Regions from separate parts of the Mus musculus genome. Here region 2 is linked to region 1. A link is a contact called in ENCODE Hi-C or POLR2A ChIA-PET data. All regions are on one chromosome and are shown on one strand. Each heading gives the region's core, a stretch centred on a gene start or an enhancer-like site at or near the end of the contact. The rest is flanking DNA. Distances are from core to core; before and after follow the strand shown.

Evidence for each region. Hi-C counts contacts between places; a loop is a spot of excess contacts on that map. ChIA-PET counts read pairs that join two places held with the same protein, here RNA polymerase II (POLR2A).
Region 2: a loop to region 1 is called in a map of heart, with 2.4 times the contacts of the local background. The contact joins the enhancer-like site here to the promoter of Actn4 in region 1. A Hi-C loop is called at or near these places in 15 of 37 maps with a recorded cell type or tissue (Patski, adrenal gland, gastrocnemius and 2 more). POLR2A ChIA-PET finds 5 or more read pairs at or near these places in 4 of 5 experiments (Patski and embryonic stem cell).

Annotation. Positions count from the first base shown.
Region 1 is chr7:28,960,540-28,964,631 of GRCm38, reverse strand. It overlaps Actn4 (actinin alpha 4), which reads left to right and starts at 2,300. Exons shown (of 21, transcript NM_021895.3): 1 at 2,300-2,613. The coding sequence starts at 2,449.
Region 2 is chr7:28,922,304-28,926,395 of GRCm38, reverse strand. The region is part of intron 1 of Actn4 (actinin alpha 4); the gene reads left to right. Among named protein-coding and RNA genes, the nearest start is that of Gm38978, 3.1 kb to the left of the region's middle. Within about 2 kb of position 2,400, at least 1 of the 3 ENCODE cell types and tissues checked has a DNase peak (open chromatin) inside an H3K27ac peak, as active enhancers do; it is heart, where a contact is called at or near this core.

The DNA of each region.
Region 1 (4,092 bases), core at 1,051-3,550:
CTGACCCAGCAGTGCTCTGCTAAGGCTATGGAAGGCTCTTCTCTGAGTTCCACACCAGGCAGGGCTCGAGGTAGTGAGATCCTGTTAGGAGGGGGAAAAAAAAAAAGACAGAGTGGGGAGGGGAAGGGAAGAAAGAAAGCAAAAGAAAAGGAGGGACAAGAGTTTAGGAGGTGGCGGGAGGTGGGTTAGTGGCCAAAGGTCATCTGCTACACTGTGAATTAGTGGCCCGCCTGGGCTACAGGCCCTGTTTTGTTTTGTTTTGTTTTTAAAGCTTTTATTTATTTATTTTTTATATATATGACGAGTACACTGTAGCTGTCTTCAGAGACACCAGAAGAAGGCATCAGATCCTATTACAGATGGTTGTGAGCCACCATGTGGTTGCTGGGAATTGAACTCAGGACCTCTGGAAGAGCAGTCAATGCTCTTAACGGCTGAGCCATCTCTCCAGCCCCTCTTTTTTCTTTTTTTAAACAGTTCCTTTTTCTTTCTTTCTTTCTTTTTTTTGTTTTTTTGTTTGTTTGTTTTTGTTTTTGTTTTTCGAGACAGGGTTTCTCTGTAGAGCCCTGGCTGTCCTGGAACTCACTCTGTAGACCAGGCTGGCCTCCAACTCATAAATTCATCTGCCTCTGCCTCCCAAGTGCTGGGATTCAAGGTGTGCACCACCATGCCCAGCTCAGGCCCTGTTTCAAACAAAACCAAACCAACAGCTCCAAATGCTTCAGTTGTTAAGGAGTTTGCAACCGAGCCGGTCAACCTGAGTCTGACCCCTAGGACCCCAGGTGGTAGAAGCACAGATGAGCTCTGACCAGCACACATGACATGGGCACCCCTGACCCACACAATAAATACATGTAAATTTCAAAGAAATCAAACCCAAAGGCTGGAGGCAGAAGAGTGGGGGTGGCAGGAAGAAGGCTTGGAATGGTGGCTGCTGGCTGCCTCTTTGTAAGAAGCCCTATAAGGGAGGATTAAGGTTTCCTGAGCAGCTGGAAGCAGGAAGTCACCTTTCAAGATGGAGATGGCCCCTCTGGTTATCAGATGGCCTTCAATGAGGCACTATTATTATTCCGTGTGTGTTTCTTTTCTCCTCTACCTACCCCCACTTCCCCCTCTGAGACTGGGTTTTTCTGGCTATCCTAGAACTCACTCTGTCTATCAGGCTGGCCTCAAACTCAGTGCTCTGCCTGCTTTTGCCTCCTGAGTGCTGGGATTAATACACCACCATGCCTGGTTTCCATAATTCTTATTGTTGCCCATCTCTCCTACAAAGTTAGTCGTTTGATAACTGACCTGGCTTACCATGCTGTCCGTAGTTGGAAAGTGGCTGCATGTAGTAGGTGCATAGTATTTGCTGCGAGAATGAAGATAGACAAGTCCAAAAGGACCCCTTGCCTTCCCTGCTAACTAGCTATCCCAGTCCAATCTAACTCGACGTATCTTTGAAAGAGTTTCTTTAAATATCTACCTTTTCCCTTTTCCCAGAAGACTTTACAAATCCAGCCCATTCTAGAGTTTCTTTTCTTTTCTTTTTTTAAGACAGGGTCCTCATGTAGCCCACACTAGATTCAAACTCGCTGTGTACTAAGTAAGTCTGGCCTTGAACCCTCCTGTCCACACCTCCAGTTGGGATCTAAGGTATGTGTCACCATGCCCAGTTATTTGTTTGCTTGTTTGTTTCGAGACAGGGTTTCTCTGTGGAGCCCTGGCTGTCTTGGAACTCACTCTGTAGACCAGGCTGGCCTCGAACTCAGAAATCCACCTGCTTCTGCCTCTAAGTGCTGGGATGAAAGGCGTGCGCCAACACTGTCCGGCCCACCATGCCCAGTTTTAAGCTCGATTATTTATTTAATTTAAGACTGGTCTTCCTGTGTAACCCAAGCTCCAACATGTTATCTGTCGTTCAGTCTCTGCGGCCTGAGAACAGAGATCCCACGTTCCATCGTGCAAGGTTTATAGTATATAGTTTCGAAAGGGTGGGGACTTTTCCTGACTTCTTTAATGCCAAGGCAGAAAACACGGTCTCACACATAGCAGGCAGCCAAATAAATCTTGATTATGTCTGAATGGCTGAATGGGAACACATTCCACCCCGAAACAGGTTAAAGCCGGATGAGGAGCCCCGCCTTATGAATCATTCATGACTTGGGCCCCGCCCACACGGGGTGACGCGCGCGTTCCCGCTAGAAGCGCCTGGGCTCCCACGCTGGGCGGGCAGCCGGAGGTGCGTTCTGCGCCGGCGCCGAGAGCCCGGGGCCTCCTCAGGTGCGCGCGCGCGGGAGGGCGGCGGCGGCAGCGCAGTGCGCAGGCGCGGCAAGTGAACTGCGCAGGCGTCAGTCTTGGGCGGGCTGAAAGCAGCTGAAGCGGCGGCCGAGTCGGAGCCTCCGGCACAGGGGCGGGAGCTGAGGCGGTAGCGGACCGGCTGGCGGGCTAGCGAAAGGCGGCGGAATGGTGGACTACCACGCAGCGAACCAGGCGTACCAGTACGGCCCGAACAGCGGCGGCGGCAATGGCGCGGGTGGCGGCGGAAGCATGGGCGACTACATGGCCCAGGAGGATGACTGGGACCGGGACCTGCTGTTGGACCCGGCCTGGGAGAAGCAGCAGCGCAAGGTGCGCGGCCCGTGACCCGGGCTGGGTGGCGTCCTGCGCGTGGCGGGGAGGCCTGGAGGAGGGTCCTGGGAGACAATTGGCGGGTTCGGGAACGGGTTTGCAGTCCCGGAGAGGGATTACAGAGCTTAAGGAAGCAATTGGGAATCTGGAGGGGGAGGGGGGAAGTGGCGGCCAGGTAGGAGACACGGGGAACTGGGACAAACGAGATGATGATTCGGGAGGTTGCAATGGAACTAGGTTTTAAGGCGAGATTGTTGGATCAGAGGAAGCATTGATGGGGCCCAGGCAAGCAATGGGGTCCAGGAAGGGAATTGGTGAGCCTGGATAGTATTTGGTTTGGGAATCCTAGTATGGAGGAGATAGTCTGGAGTGCAGAGAGTCTGAAGAAGAGATTGGAATTGCAGGAAGCCTTAGTGTGTGTGTGTGTGTGTGTGTGTGTGTGTTGGGGGGTGGTTCTAGAAGAGATGAAGAATCAGGAAAGGTAAAAAGGGGGCACTAAGGAGAGGATTGTGGAATCCTGAGACAGGGAGGGGGGCCTGCATGGGCTAGGGTGTGTGGTGAGTAGGTGTTAAGATGGTCTGATGGGACTAGGGGTCTGAGAAGGTAGGTGTTCAGGACAGAAGTTAGGGGCCTAGGAACAAAAAAGATGTTTGTGTGAGGAGGGTGAGATTTATTGAGGGCGCCTTGCTGTAAAAAGAAAAGGATAGGGGCGTAATTAGAATTGATGGGGAGACCCAAAAGAGTGTGGGTGCTTTGAAGAAGGGAGAGGTAGTGAAACAGTTAAGGTTCCAGGTTCACGGGGAAATAGTTCAACAGTGAGAATAGTGGAAGACAGTAGGAGCAGGGATGGAGGATAATGGGAGGGGGTTAGTTTGGGAAAATGGAAGTCTGATTAGGAATGCCTGATTAAAAGACTTGGGGGTTCATTGAGTGAGGAAGAAATGAGTGTTCTGGGAGAGTAGTGTCTTTTGATGGGGAGGGTAGGTGAAGGGGTATTAAAATAGTATTTCCTGATGGTATTTAGGAGTGTGGGGGCGATGCTAAAGGGAAGCCACAGTATGGAGTGGAGGTCAGAGTAGGAGGCCAGGAGTGGAGATGTGTTGGGTGGTTGAGAGGGAAGCTAGGAGTGATGGGAGAGAGGGTGTGAGTGTATGCAGAAAGAGCTAAAGAAGGGTGTGTTGAGTGGGTGAGAATGTGGGGGATGGTTCGCAAGAGTGTGAGGAGAGTGGGAAATTAAAATTGAAGTTAGAAGCTACTTCATGCTTTCTAGAGGTTGAGACTTTTTTGTAACTTACTGATGGGCACTGTGACTTCAGGACAAGACCCTTGCTCTCAGGGCGATCAGGAATGTGCTTTTGGTGACTCTGCAGACGGGATGTGCGTGGAGTTGGGACTTTGGGAGTTGGGAGCGGGGCCCTGAGGGTGTGGGAGAGAGCCGGTTTGATGACATTTACCAGATGCCCCCCCCCGGGGGGGGGC
Region 2 (4,092 bases), core at 1,151-3,650, 38 kb after region 1:
CAACAACTTGGCAAGCCCAGGAAGGGCCAGGCTTCACTGTGGCAGTGGTGCTGAGGAGTGGCATGCTCTGAAGCCTTGCTGTTGCAGCAATGAATAGCACTTCTATTGATCTCTGACTCTACCAGGCAGTGGAGGCTGCTGAGTTTTGTTGTTGGTTTTTTTTGAGACAGTCTTACTCTGTAGTTCAGGCTGGCCTCTCCTCCACTAGAGTGACAGACCAGCATTGTCTTCCTCAGCTTCCTTGACAGAGTATATATATTTGCAATTTCTTCCCCACAAAATGATTTGCAGTATAGGATAGGAACAGAAACAGTGAAGCCCAGACTGATGTACATGCCTGCACTCCTAGCACTTGGAAGACTGCGGCAGGAGGAGTGTGTGTGTGTGTGTGTGTGTGTGTGTGTGTGTGTGGCTAACCTGGGCTATGTGAGACCCTGTATCTGACTAACAAACAAAAGAAACCATTAGGTGCTAAATGGCTGACTATGAAAAGCCCTAATCCTAGGACTCAACAGAGCATCATTGTAAGACTCCATTCCCCCAAGAAGAGTCCTCAGACAAATTCATTAGATTCTTGTTATAGTTGGTAAGGAGACTACTTGTGAACAGATAATGCAATTTCCAATAATAGGTGTTGTAGATAAAGGAGAGTAAAGTGATAGCTTCATGGAGGTTGTCCTCAGGGAAAGCCTCCTGAAATGGTGACATTTGAAGGGAGTTCTGAGTGGTGACACTCAGCCAGCTCTGTGACAAACCAGAAGAAAGCCTTAGGCCAGCATGTCTCATGAGGAAAGATTACACTCCAAAGTCCGTAGGGGCGTGCATGTTCTTTGACACCCTTGAAAGAGATTGGCCCTGGCTGGAACCCGGGCTGCAGGGAGGGGTTGGGGGAGCTGGTTCCTGGATAGACACGCAGGACCTTTGGAATGCTCACGACTGCACTCTGCAGTATTTATGCCTCTCCTCCAAATGGAAATCAGCTTTGTCATGAAGGCCGAGAAAACGCCGAATAAGGCAACTTCAGAACAGGAGAAGCTGCCATGGTTCACTGGAATTGCTTTAAAGTTAGGCCGTGTTGTCGTGGGGCAGTCATACCGCAGCCTGTTCTGCCCTTGGTCTAGGCTGGACTCAGTGTCCTGCCATTTCAGCAGTGTGTCCCCGGTTCCCTGTGCTTCAAGGCTATTTGTATTGTGTTGCTGTGGCCCCTGGGTTCCATCCCTCAGGGATCTGGTGCAGGTAATGGACCTTTGTATCACTCACAGCCCATTTCAGAGGCCTTAGAAACTAGCAAAGTGATCACCTCTTTGCCTGGGCAGCTGGTAACCTAGATTCCAGAAGGCCGAGCCCTGAAAGTACCTTTATAGTTAGTGACAAGGCCCAGGGCCCAGGAGCAGTCTCTGCTTTCAGGAAGTGAAAAGCTGTCTCACTGGGTCCAGCTTGGCCTGCGCCTGGCAGATAGGCGATAACAAAGGTGGCTATTTACCATAGAAATAAATAACTGCATCTCTCCATGGCCAAGTCCTGGATGTCCTGTCTGAGGACCCATGGAAGCAGGAGGCATGGGCACTGTCAGAGGCCACAGCAGACAAGGTGGGACTTCAGGAGGTGGGATGGCGCCCTCTCCCTCAAAGCAGCCGGTGCCCCAGCGGAGCTACAGACCCAACACACCCAACACGGTATTTCAGAGATGAGGTTTGAAACCCCAGGACCCCTGGCCTCTGTGTTCCTTGGGGGAGGTTGCTGTGGGCAACTTCAGTTCACCCTAGGCCAAGGGAAGTGCAGTTCAGTCTCTTTGGGTCAGGCAGTGGATTGATTGGCTTGCTGAGTGGGTGGCAGTGCAGAACGGGGGCTGGCGGTTGTGAATCTTGAGGTATTGAACAGTTTATCCTAAAATTGTGTCAAGTGAGAGGTTGATGGAACCCACATGTGTGGTGTGCTGGGTAGACCAAACTCTTTGTCCCTTCACATCAGGGCCAGCATGTGTGCCCTAGCCTTGGAACACATCACAGCCTGTCTCTTAGGTTCAGACAGACATTACAGGGCTTTTTGTTCTGTGCTGGTGCAAAGAACGACTTTTGTATTGGGGAATGAAAAAGAAAATAGAAGGGACAATTCCAGCTGGGCCAACTGCATACTGTCAAGGGTCATCCTTGTATTTGCCATCCCAGCCTGCTATGGCACTTGGCCACTGGCTTTGGGAGTGTTTGCTTTCTTTCTTGCTCAGGGACAACCCAGAGAGAGCTCACCTCTCCGGGTTGGGGGAGGCGTCTCCATCAATGAAAGGCTCATTAAAGCCCACTGCTGCCACATTCCTGGCCGCTTAAGTCACCTCACAAACAATATCCATCATTCATTTACCCAGCCGCCCCACATCCTGATGGCTGGGAGGGGACCCTGTGACACAGGAAGGACTTTATGACCAGTGATGCCAAGCTTTCTTCCCCTCCCCCAACCCTAGCTAGGGTCCCTAAGGAGGCTGCTCACTGTACCCAGCTCAGCCCTGGCCTCACCTAAAGTTGTGCTGAGCACTGAGCTTCCCCTCTCCTCCGGCTGCGGCTGCCTTTTTACCGTGCCTCTGGCCGGGAGCAGCATGGCAGCCCCAAAAGGGCTTTGCCTGCTTCAGCAGGAACAGCACCTTCTTGATGAAGTCTGCAGACTCTCCAGAACCAGTTCAGTTGCTTACAGCCCATGCAGACACTCTGGCTTCTCCCCAGTGACACTGAGGCGTGAGTCTGCATCTAAGTCACACCAGGCATTCTTGACGTGGCTTCTCTGCCCTCCTCTTGCCAGAAGAAAGTTTCTACTTTCTCTGCATCTTTCTTTTCTTCCTGGTTCTAGCACACTGGCCTCCTGCTTTTTATATACACTCCATGTGATCTTTGCAAGACCCAGGAAGCTGTCCTGCTGTCATTCTTTATTCTTGCTCCTGAATTTGAGCAGGTTCTGCTTCCATTTGTGTCTTATTCTTTGTGATTCCCTCACCGCTGCTGCATATATATTCATTCATTCTCATTCTCTCTCTCTCTCTCTCTCTCTCTCTCTCTCAATGGGTATGACTGGTGTGGGCAGCTGCCTCGGCCAAAGCTCTCCATTTTCTCTTGTGTTAACTAGGAGCAGTACTAGTACTGCTTCACTGAGCTGTGTGAGAGTAGACATGCTGCTGTGGGGCAGGCATGTGGACTGGGGCTGCCAGTGAGCTGCTTGTGACAAATCTGCTGTAGTGATTGTTCCTCACTGCTAAGGGATGCTTGATGTGGAATGTGACTGGATTGATTGGTTGTGCACTGGCCCTGCTAAGGGTGAGGAGTATGCTAACTCAGTTTCTATCTGGTGGTGCGGTGTTGTTGTTTGGTTTGGTTTGGTTGTTTTGAAACAGGGTCTCTCTACATAACCCTGGTTGTCTTATGTTAACCAGGTTGGCCTTGAACTTACAGAGATCTACTTGTCTCTACCTTCTGAGTGCTGGGATTAAAGCTTCCTTGTCCGTCTTTTCTGTCAGGGCTTGATTCCCGCTAGGTACTCACTCCACAGGCCTGGCCTAGAGACAGAAACATAGCAGATGGCTGACTCCAGGCAACTGGATTGTTGCAAGTAGGCCTGGGAATTGAGCACAGAGGAGGAAGTTGGGGTGGGCACAGGGAGTGAGGCCTCCAGCTATAGAAACCACCCTCTGCCGTCCACCTCACAGTGCTAATATGTACTGGGAACGGAGAGAAAGAATCTGAGCAGAGTGTTATTTTTGTGACCAAGTATAAAAAAGCTATGAATTTTTAATGTCCCTTTTCAACCCTAGAACCCCCTCACTTATCCTGCTGCATGGAGCAGTGGTGACTGCAGCCACTTGTTCCCACAAGCTTCCTGAGTGTCCTCACTTCAGGACAGGACAGTTACACATCAGCAGACAGCTAGCTATTCAGTTCCCGAGAACACTTCAGGGACAGGAAGGAGCACCTCTGTGTCCCTTTGCTGGATGTCTTCTTGGCATCTGCTCTGTGTTGTACAGTGAGAAAGACAGATGCACATGGCATAGCCACCAGTCATCAAAATGGGCCTTTGGCATGTGCATGACCCTGAGCCTCATGTGCCAGGCAG